2 separate regions of the Homo sapiens genome follow, and region 1 is linked to region 2. A link is a contact called in ENCODE Hi-C or POLR2A ChIA-PET data. All regions are on one chromosome and are shown on one strand. The core of a region is the stretch at or near the end of the contact, and the rest is flanking DNA. Distances in the headings are between cores, read along the strand shown.

What was found. A loop is a pair of places that touch in the nucleus more often than their neighbours do. ChIA-PET counts read pairs that join two places held with the same protein, here RNA polymerase II (POLR2A). Pooled maps may share reads with other maps.
Region 1: a loop to region 2 is called in a pooled map, with 5 times the contacts of the local background. The contact joins two enhancer-like sites. A Hi-C loop is called at or near these places in 9 of 37 single-sample maps with no recorded cell type and 10 of 50 pooled maps. POLR2A ChIA-PET finds 5 or more read pairs at or near these places in 2 of 52 experiments (PC-9 and activated T-cell).

Annotation. Positions count from the first base shown.
Region 1 is chr6:38,770,000-38,774,208 of GRCh38, forward strand. DNAH8 (dynein axonemal heavy chain 8) reads left to right here. Exons shown (of 93, transcript NM_001206927.2): 12 at 414-560. Among named protein-coding and RNA genes, the nearest start is that of DNAH8, 57 kb to the left of the region's middle. Within about 2 kb of position 1,277, at least 2 of the 41 ENCODE cell types and tissues checked have a DNase peak (open chromatin) inside an H3K27ac peak, as active enhancers do.
Region 2 is chr6:38,672,195-38,676,207 of GRCh38, forward strand. It overlaps GLO1 (glyoxalase I), which reads right to left. Exons shown (of 6, transcript NM_006708.3): 6 at 3,731-4,013. Among named protein-coding and RNA genes, the nearest start is that of GLO1, 29 kb to the right of the region's middle. Within about 2 kb of position 1,742, at least 2 of the 41 ENCODE cell types and tissues checked have a DNase peak (open chromatin) inside an H3K27ac peak, as active enhancers do.

The DNA of each region.
Region 1 (4,209 bases), core at 27-2,526, 97 kb after region 2:
AAAGACTTTATGACCCTCTTTTGGAAAAATGATTGTCAGATGATAGCTTCGTATGACAGAAACTTCATATTTTATATACCTGCGCATAAAGAATGCTGATTCTAAGATGGATGCGAACTGAATAGAGATGTCTTGATAGATAATTTCTGGACCTCTTGGGAGTTCTAATTGTCATGAAAATGTAAAAACAAATAGTATATGGTATGCTTTGATGTAGGATAAGAGTTAAAGGAAAACAATGAGGATGAATAAAAGTGAGGTTGAAATGAGGATGAAAATATGGTATAAATAAAAAAAAACTATACAGATTTTCACAGTTTGATCAGTTCTGTGTGAGGGTAGAGTTTTTGAATTTTCGATTCCTGAACAAATGTCTCACTTTCTTTTCCCTATTTCTTTTACTTTTCTCATAGGACTGCATTTTTCTATTCAAGGAATATCAGGCATCTTTTCATAAAACAAGGAAACTGATTTCAGAATCCTCAGGGGAAAAATCTTTTGAGGTTTCAGAAATGTATATATTTGGAAAATTTGAAGCTTTTTGCAAAAGACTGGAGAAGGTAAGCATTATGCAGTCATCGTACCCCACTCCACACCACACCTTTTTGGTGATTTTGTACTTTATGTAGTGCCATTGAGAATTATTGTTCCTGATCTCTTGTCCACTATTGTTATGACTTGTCTAATATTACTTATAGGTCACTGCATTTTATTATAACTTATTTTTTCATTCCTGGTTACTGCCTTCTGCCAGTAACACAAACGCTATGGTCAACTTTCACATCTCTCAAGACCTCAGTTTACCTCTACCTATGAAACTTCAACTTAAAAGGCTCTGCTTTTAACTGTTATATTAGGCTGAGAAAAAGTATGAGATGAAATACCTGCAATGCCTGATAGAAGTCAGTAGTTGTGGAATCTCCGGATGTATAAGCATGTCCTCTTTCTGAGCCAGTGTATATGGTGTATACAAAAACATTGTGCGGGTGATATCTTTTCTGGACAGACATAGGTTTGATTAATTTATTAGGACTGGTTGGGAAGGAGTGACATTTTTTTGGGGGATATAGGCCAGCCCATATCAGAGACTTCTTGGAGTCATCCTTTGAAAAGTCTGTAAAGATCTCATTTAGGTATTCTTCCCCCAACTTCGCTAATTCCCTGGATCCTGCTAGTATTTAGAATCTTGTTCATCATTTGTTGGAAAGTAATGCGGAACATTACATAGGTTGAAGACCTAGACATGTTTGGAAGCCTATTTTTATTAGTAACTTCCTGATCAAGCCAGGACAGGAAAGTATGAGTAATGAACAGAACCAAGTTGCTGAGTGGGATCCTTCATACATACTTCTTTGAAGCTGTTTTTTAAATTTGTTTCTTTAACAGCTTTATTGAGACATAATTAATATACTATTTACCCACTTACAACTGTACAAGTCAATGTTTTCTAGTGTATTAACAGGGTTGTGCAATCATTACCACAATCTAATTTTAGAACATTTTCACTCCCACTAAAAGAAACCTTATGTCCATTATCAGTCACACCCCATTCTCTCCTCTCCCCAGTTTTAAGCAACCACTAATCTACTTTCTGTCTCTATAGATGTACCTCTTCTGGACACTTTATATAAATGAAATCATACAATATGTGGTCTTTTGTGGCTACTTTCACTTAGCATAATGTTTTCAAAGCTCATCTATATTATACCATTTTTCAGAACTTCATTCCATTCATCATTGAAGAATATTCCATTGTACGGATAATATCAGTTTATTTTTCTACTCATCAGTTGATGAACATTGGGATTATTTCCTCTTTTTGGCTATTATGAATAATGTTGCTATGAACATTTGTGTACAAGAGTTTGTGTGGGCATATGTTGTCATTTCTCTTGGGTATATGTGCAGAAGTAGAATTGCTAGGTCATATGGCAAATCCATGTTTAACTTTTTGTTGATAACCCCAACTATTTGCCAAAGTAGCTGCATCATTTTGCATTCTAACAGCAAAGTATGAGGTTTATGATTTCTTTTTTTTTTTTTTTTTGAGACGGAGTTTTGCTCTTTCGCCCAGGCCAGAGTGCAGTGGCGTGATCTCGGCTCACTGCAAGCTCCACCTCCCGGGTTCACGACATTCTCCTGCCTCAGCCTCCCGAGTAGCTGGGACTACAGGTGCCCGCCACTACGCCCGGCTAATTTTTTGTATTTTTAGTAGAGACAGGGTTTCACCGTGTTAACCAGGATGGTCTCGATCCTCTGACCTTGTGATCCACCCACCTCGACCTCCCAAAGTGCTGGGATTACAGGCATGAGCCACCACGCCCAGCTGAGGTTTATGATTTCTTCATATCCTTGCCAACATTTGTTATTATCTGTCCTTTTGAATTTAGCCATTCTACTGGGTATGAAGTGGTATCTCATTGAAGTTTTGATTTGCATTTCCCTGAGGGCTAATGATGTGGAGCATATTTTGATGTACTTTTGCCCATTTGTATATCTTCTTTTAAAAAACATCTATTCAGATTCTTTGCATATATTTAACTGAGTTATTTGTCTTTTTATTGTTGAGTTGTAGGAGTTCTTTATATATGCTGGGTATAACTTCCTTATCAGATATATGATTTACACGTATTTTCTCTTATTTTTGGGTTATCTTTTCACTTTCTTGATGGTGTCCTTTGAAGTACGATAGTTTTTAATTTTAATGAAGTTCAATTTATCATGTTTTTCTTTTGTTTTCTTTGTGTTTTTAATGTCATATCTAAGGAAGTGTTGTGTGGGGCTGTTTTATGCACAATAGATTTTTTTAAACATTTTTATTTATTAAATTAAAAAAATTGAGATGGGGTCCTGTTTGTGTTACTCAGGCTGGAGTGCAGTGGCATGATCATAGCTCACTTCAGCCTTGAACTCCTCAGCCTTCTGAGTAGCTGGGACTACAAGCATATACCACCATGCCTAGCTAATTAAACTTTTTTTTTTTTTTTTTTTTTTTTTTTGTAGAGATGGGGTCTTGCTATGTTGATGAGCTGGTCTTGAACTCCTGGCCTCAAGCAGTCCTCCTTCCTCAGCCTCCCAAAGTGCTGGAATTATAGGCATGAGCCACTGTGCTCAGCCAATAGGGATTTTTTTGGGGGCAAATGTTCAGTTAGGCTACTAGCACAAGTCAAATTAATAAATAGGTCTCATTGGTCAGGACAAAGATGCTTAATGTTCTGACTCCACTAGAGCAAAAACCTGGAGGTGGGTCTCAGTTACCCCTACCCCTATTTTCCTGGAGCCAGAACCCTTGCCCACCTGGGTGTCGCTTTGAAATTTGTAGTTTCAGGACTAAACCTTATTAGTGGTAAAGATCTTTGGGGGTGGGTCTAATGCTGAGTAGAATGGTCATCCATCTGTGAAATAGCAGCCCAGGAATTCCTCTGATGCTAGAGGAAGTGGTCTGTAATGACCAGCTGCATCAGCTGCACCCACTCTGGTCTCTGGAGAAGCCCTGCCTCTAGTTTGAAGAATACAACTTCAAGCCACAAGTGCTCAGCAACCAGAGCTAAGGTAGCACCCCCTAGAGGCCTTACCTGAAATGCATCCTGATTGCTAGGTTATCCCAGCTCCTCTGTGCTAAGAACGACAGACCGGCATCTTTCCCATTGGATAATTGGTGGATATTGGTGTCCAGACTCTCAAAGGTGGGGCTGGCGAACTTAACCCTGAAGTATGTCCAGGATTTTACATAATCCACAAGAGGTGGTTACTGAGCTGCCCAGGTGGGCTTCCTCTGATGAGTGGGGTACGGAAGGGGCAACTGTTTGACTACCCTTGTGAACTCTTGCATAGATGAAGAGGAGAGCCACAAGTGTGCACTAAGAGCCTATTAGGGAAGGCCGAGATTCGAAGTTGGAATGACCAAGTGGCAAAGTCGAAGGGCAGACAAGACTGATGTTGGGGTTGGAGAGCTGAGATTTCAGAGTTAGACAGATATGTTGGGGCCCTTCGAGGAGTAAGTGAAGAAGGCTCTAGTGTGTCAGTGTTAGGATGCCTGAAACACATCTTTTTATGGCAGGTATAGACTTGATGGTGCACTGAATCCTAAATAGCAAGAACGAAATGTGTGCAACAGTCTTTGCTTCTTCCTCTTCCTGCCATGTAAATTTTGGTGAATATTGGTGTTTCCCAGAGCTCTATCTTCAGTTTTGTTTTCTTCTCACCCTG
Region 2 (4,013 bases), core at 492-2,991:
AAAGCCTACTTTTCCCCTCAAGGAGATGGAGCATAACTCCCCCCAGCCAGTGTGGGCTTTACATAATGAGTTTCTTCCTCATCACTACCACTGCCAGGTGATTAAGGTTAACATAGTAAGATCAGGGACATGTCATGTTGATAGTATGTCCCCTTGATGTGACAAGAGCACTTTGTCTCTGTGGTATTCCTCCAAAAAACAATAATCCCAGTTTTATCATGACAAAAAAAATCAGAAGATCCCAATTGAAAAACGTTTTGCAAAATACCTAGTGAGTACTCCTCAAAGCTGTCAAAGTCATCAAAAACAAGGAAAGTCTGAAAAACTGTCACAGTCTGGAGTAGCCTAAGGATACATGGTGACTAAATGGAATGTGGTTTCCTGAATGTCACCTGTAAGGAAACAGCAGGTAAAAATGAAGGAAATTGGAATAAGTATGGACTTCAGTTAATAATATCAATATAGTTTCATTAATTGTGATAAATGTCCCACACTAATGTAAGATTTTTAAAATAGGGGAAACTAGGTATGTGGTGTATGTGAATTCTGCACTATCTTTGCAACATTTCTGCAAATCTAAAACTATTCTAAATTTTAAAAAAGAATTAAAGCCTGCTTTTTATTATCTGAACTTACAACTTGTATCTTACTTATTTGCATTTATAATTTTAATATTTGCTAGGGAAAAAACTATTCTATAAACAAAAAAGTTACTCTTTTATTCGAAACTTTAGCAAGAATTGATCACCATTTTGGGAAATATTTCCAACATAACATCATGTTTTTGAGTCATCAGTAAAATGCACCTGTTATGAATATGTATTTAAATTTGTAAAATTATAGCTCTTCATGAATCATAAATTCAGTCTTTATTTAAAATATCAAAGAGTGTCAACAATACTCTGATGTTTTCTTCTTCCATATGTAAGGGCAAGCACCTGACTACTCCATTGTCTTCTAGTCTATGTGGGCACTGACATACTAAAATGCACAATTTTATTGCAACCTGATTATATTTCTCCTTCATATTACCATAAAGGTATTGACTGATGTTTCTTCATGTCGTGCCAATAAGTAGGTTATATCATGTGAATGTCATTTCAGGATAGTGGATGTGATAGATATTATGTTACAATGTTATTATAAACAGGGTCAGCTAAGTCTAATATGATTGAGAACCACAATCTCAGACCTAAGCTCTGAGGGCAAGAAATGTTTCATTTCTTACAGTACTCTGCACCTAATATCTAATTCTCAATATCTAATTTGACTCTGGGTGCGGTTTCTGTTTACACCTACCCAGAAGCCCCTATTTGCTCCTCCATTCTGGCAGTCTCAATTCTGATTCACTGTCCACCCTCATGCAGCCAGCTTGGGTAAATACGATCCATCTAAGTCAGAGTGTTCCCACCCCCTTGGCCAGTGATTAGACAGGTAAGTGACCCAGTACTGGTTGAGATATGACGGGAATTTTGCTGAGGAGCTTAGGGAAAGGTTTTTCACTCCTTATCAAAGACACATGAGGAATAAAATGATATTTTCTTTCACTGGACATTTCTATTAGTCCGTTCTCATGCTGCTATAAGGACATGCCCGAGACTGGGTAATTTATAAAGGAATGAGGTTTAATTGACTCACAGTTCTGCAAGGGTGGGAAGGTTTCAGGAAACTTACAATAACGGCGGAAGGGGAAGCAAACACATCATTCTTCACAGGGTGGCAGGAAGGAGAAAGGGGAAGCCCCTTATCAAACCATCAGATCCCGTGAGAACTCACTATCACGAGAATAGCATGGGGGAAACCACACCCATGATTCAATTACCTCCCACTGGGTCCTTCCAATGACATGTGGGGATTATGGGAACTTCAATTCAAGGTGAGATTTGGGTGGGAACACAGCCAAATCCTATCAACATTGTTGGTCTACACATGATACCTAGAATCATGGTAGGCATCTTTGATCATATTATTGGTCCAGTGAGAAAAAATGCTAAAAATGACAGGATGGGAAAGATGGAAATAATCTGGGGTTCTTGTTATCTCTGAACCCTCTACCAACCCATTTTATTATTATTTTTGAGACGAAGTTTCGCTCTTGTTGCCCAGGCTGGAGTACAATGGCGTGATCTCAGCTCACCCCCCAGGTTCAAGTGATTATCCTGCCTCAGCCTCCCAAGCAGCTGGGATTACAAGTGCCCACCACCATGCCTGGCAAATTTTGTATTTTCAGTAGAGACAGGGTTTCATCTTGCTGGTCAGGCTGGTCTCAAACTCCTGACATCAAGTGATCCACCTGCCTCAGCCTCCCAAAGTGCTGGGATAACAGGCGTGAGCCACTGCGCCTGGTCAACCAATCCATTTTACAATCTCTTAAGTGCTGGCTTTTTTTCTTATTGCCAATAGCAAGCATCCTTACTAACACTCTTCATAATCAGTTGGATGGCTGAGGATTATTTATATATACTGTACTATGGACTGAATGTTTGTGTCCTGCGGCTCCCTTCCATACATATGTTTAAGCCTAATTTTCAGTGTGATGGTATTCGGAGGTGGGGCCTTTGGGAGGTAATGTCATGAGGGTAGAACCCTCATGAATGGAATTAGTGCCCTTTTAAGAGATGATTTATCTTGGATGTGTGAGAACACAGTGAGAAGGTGCCTGTCTACAAGTCAGGAAGTGGGTCCTCACCAGACACTGGATCTGCTGGTGCCTTGATCTTGGGACTTCCCAGCCTCCAGAACTGTGAGACATAAATGTTTGTTGTTTAAGCCACCCGGTCTATGGTATTTTTATTAAAATTGCCTCAACTAAGACACACTCTATGCAATCATGGTCAAAATACTGTGTGGGAAAGCCTCAAGTGATTCCCTTTCAGCCATCTGCTCTTCATTCAAACCACCTGTATTATAATCATTCTAGCCTTAGCTATGTAGGGCTCATAGGAGACTGACTTGTTTTACATTGACCATGATCATGGAAAATAAGAAAACTTACTTCTTGTGACCTACTTTGTACTTTCGTACAACTTCTCAGGTAAGTGAATTTGGAAGTGAATTGTTCTTTTCCCTAACAAGGCGTAGTGTTACCATATACAGTTGTCCCTCGGTGTATGTGGAGGATTGGTTCCAGGACTGCCCATGGATACCAAAATCTGTGCATACTTAAGTCCCACAGTTGGCATATGAAAAGTCAGCCCCCTTTGTACTGTATTTTCAACCCACATTTGCTTGAAAAAAATCCCTGTATAAATAAACCAGTGGAGTTCAAACCTATGTTGTTCAAGGGCCAACTGTACATTTAAAAAAAATGCATATAGGAATGAATTTAAAGAATGAGCAAGGGCTATCTTTTGGCAAGTTTTACTCAGCAAGTGGAGAAGGCTTCTTTCCTTGGAAATAAAGCTTAAATTACTGAATTTGTGAATGTATTAGCCCTCCCGTTTGTCAGTTCTAGCACTCAACATGTGAAATTGGTCTTCATAAGTTCCTTACCTTTTGATATTCTTCTGTTTGCACTTTATCTACCACAATCCTTTATTCCGTATTCACTTTCTTCTTCCCACCTTTCCCACACTCCCTTATCCATAGACACTACCTGCTTTACGGGCTGTACAGAATCACAATTGTTCTCTCTTCAGAATGAGCCTACAAGCCTTTTCAAATCCTTTCAGTACTCACTAAGGGGAGTTGTTTTTTTTTTTTTTTAAAGAAAGAACATGATGGACAAAGGTTTACAAATTAAACATAGTCTTATTTGAAGTTTCATTTTATTTCAGTCTATAAGTATTGCTATTTGTTTAAAGCACTCACATAAATCCATTTCACCCAAAAAGGAAACATAAAGTGCTTCTAGCAGTACAAGCACGGTTGGCATGGCCTTTCCAAAGGTCTTCCACTAGAGTCTAGAGAAATCTAAATATAGTCATCCACAAACTGGATGTTTTTATTTTCTGAGCCATTAGAGATTTTCAAAATCACTTTGATTTTTAAAAACTCATCAAATGTGAATCATG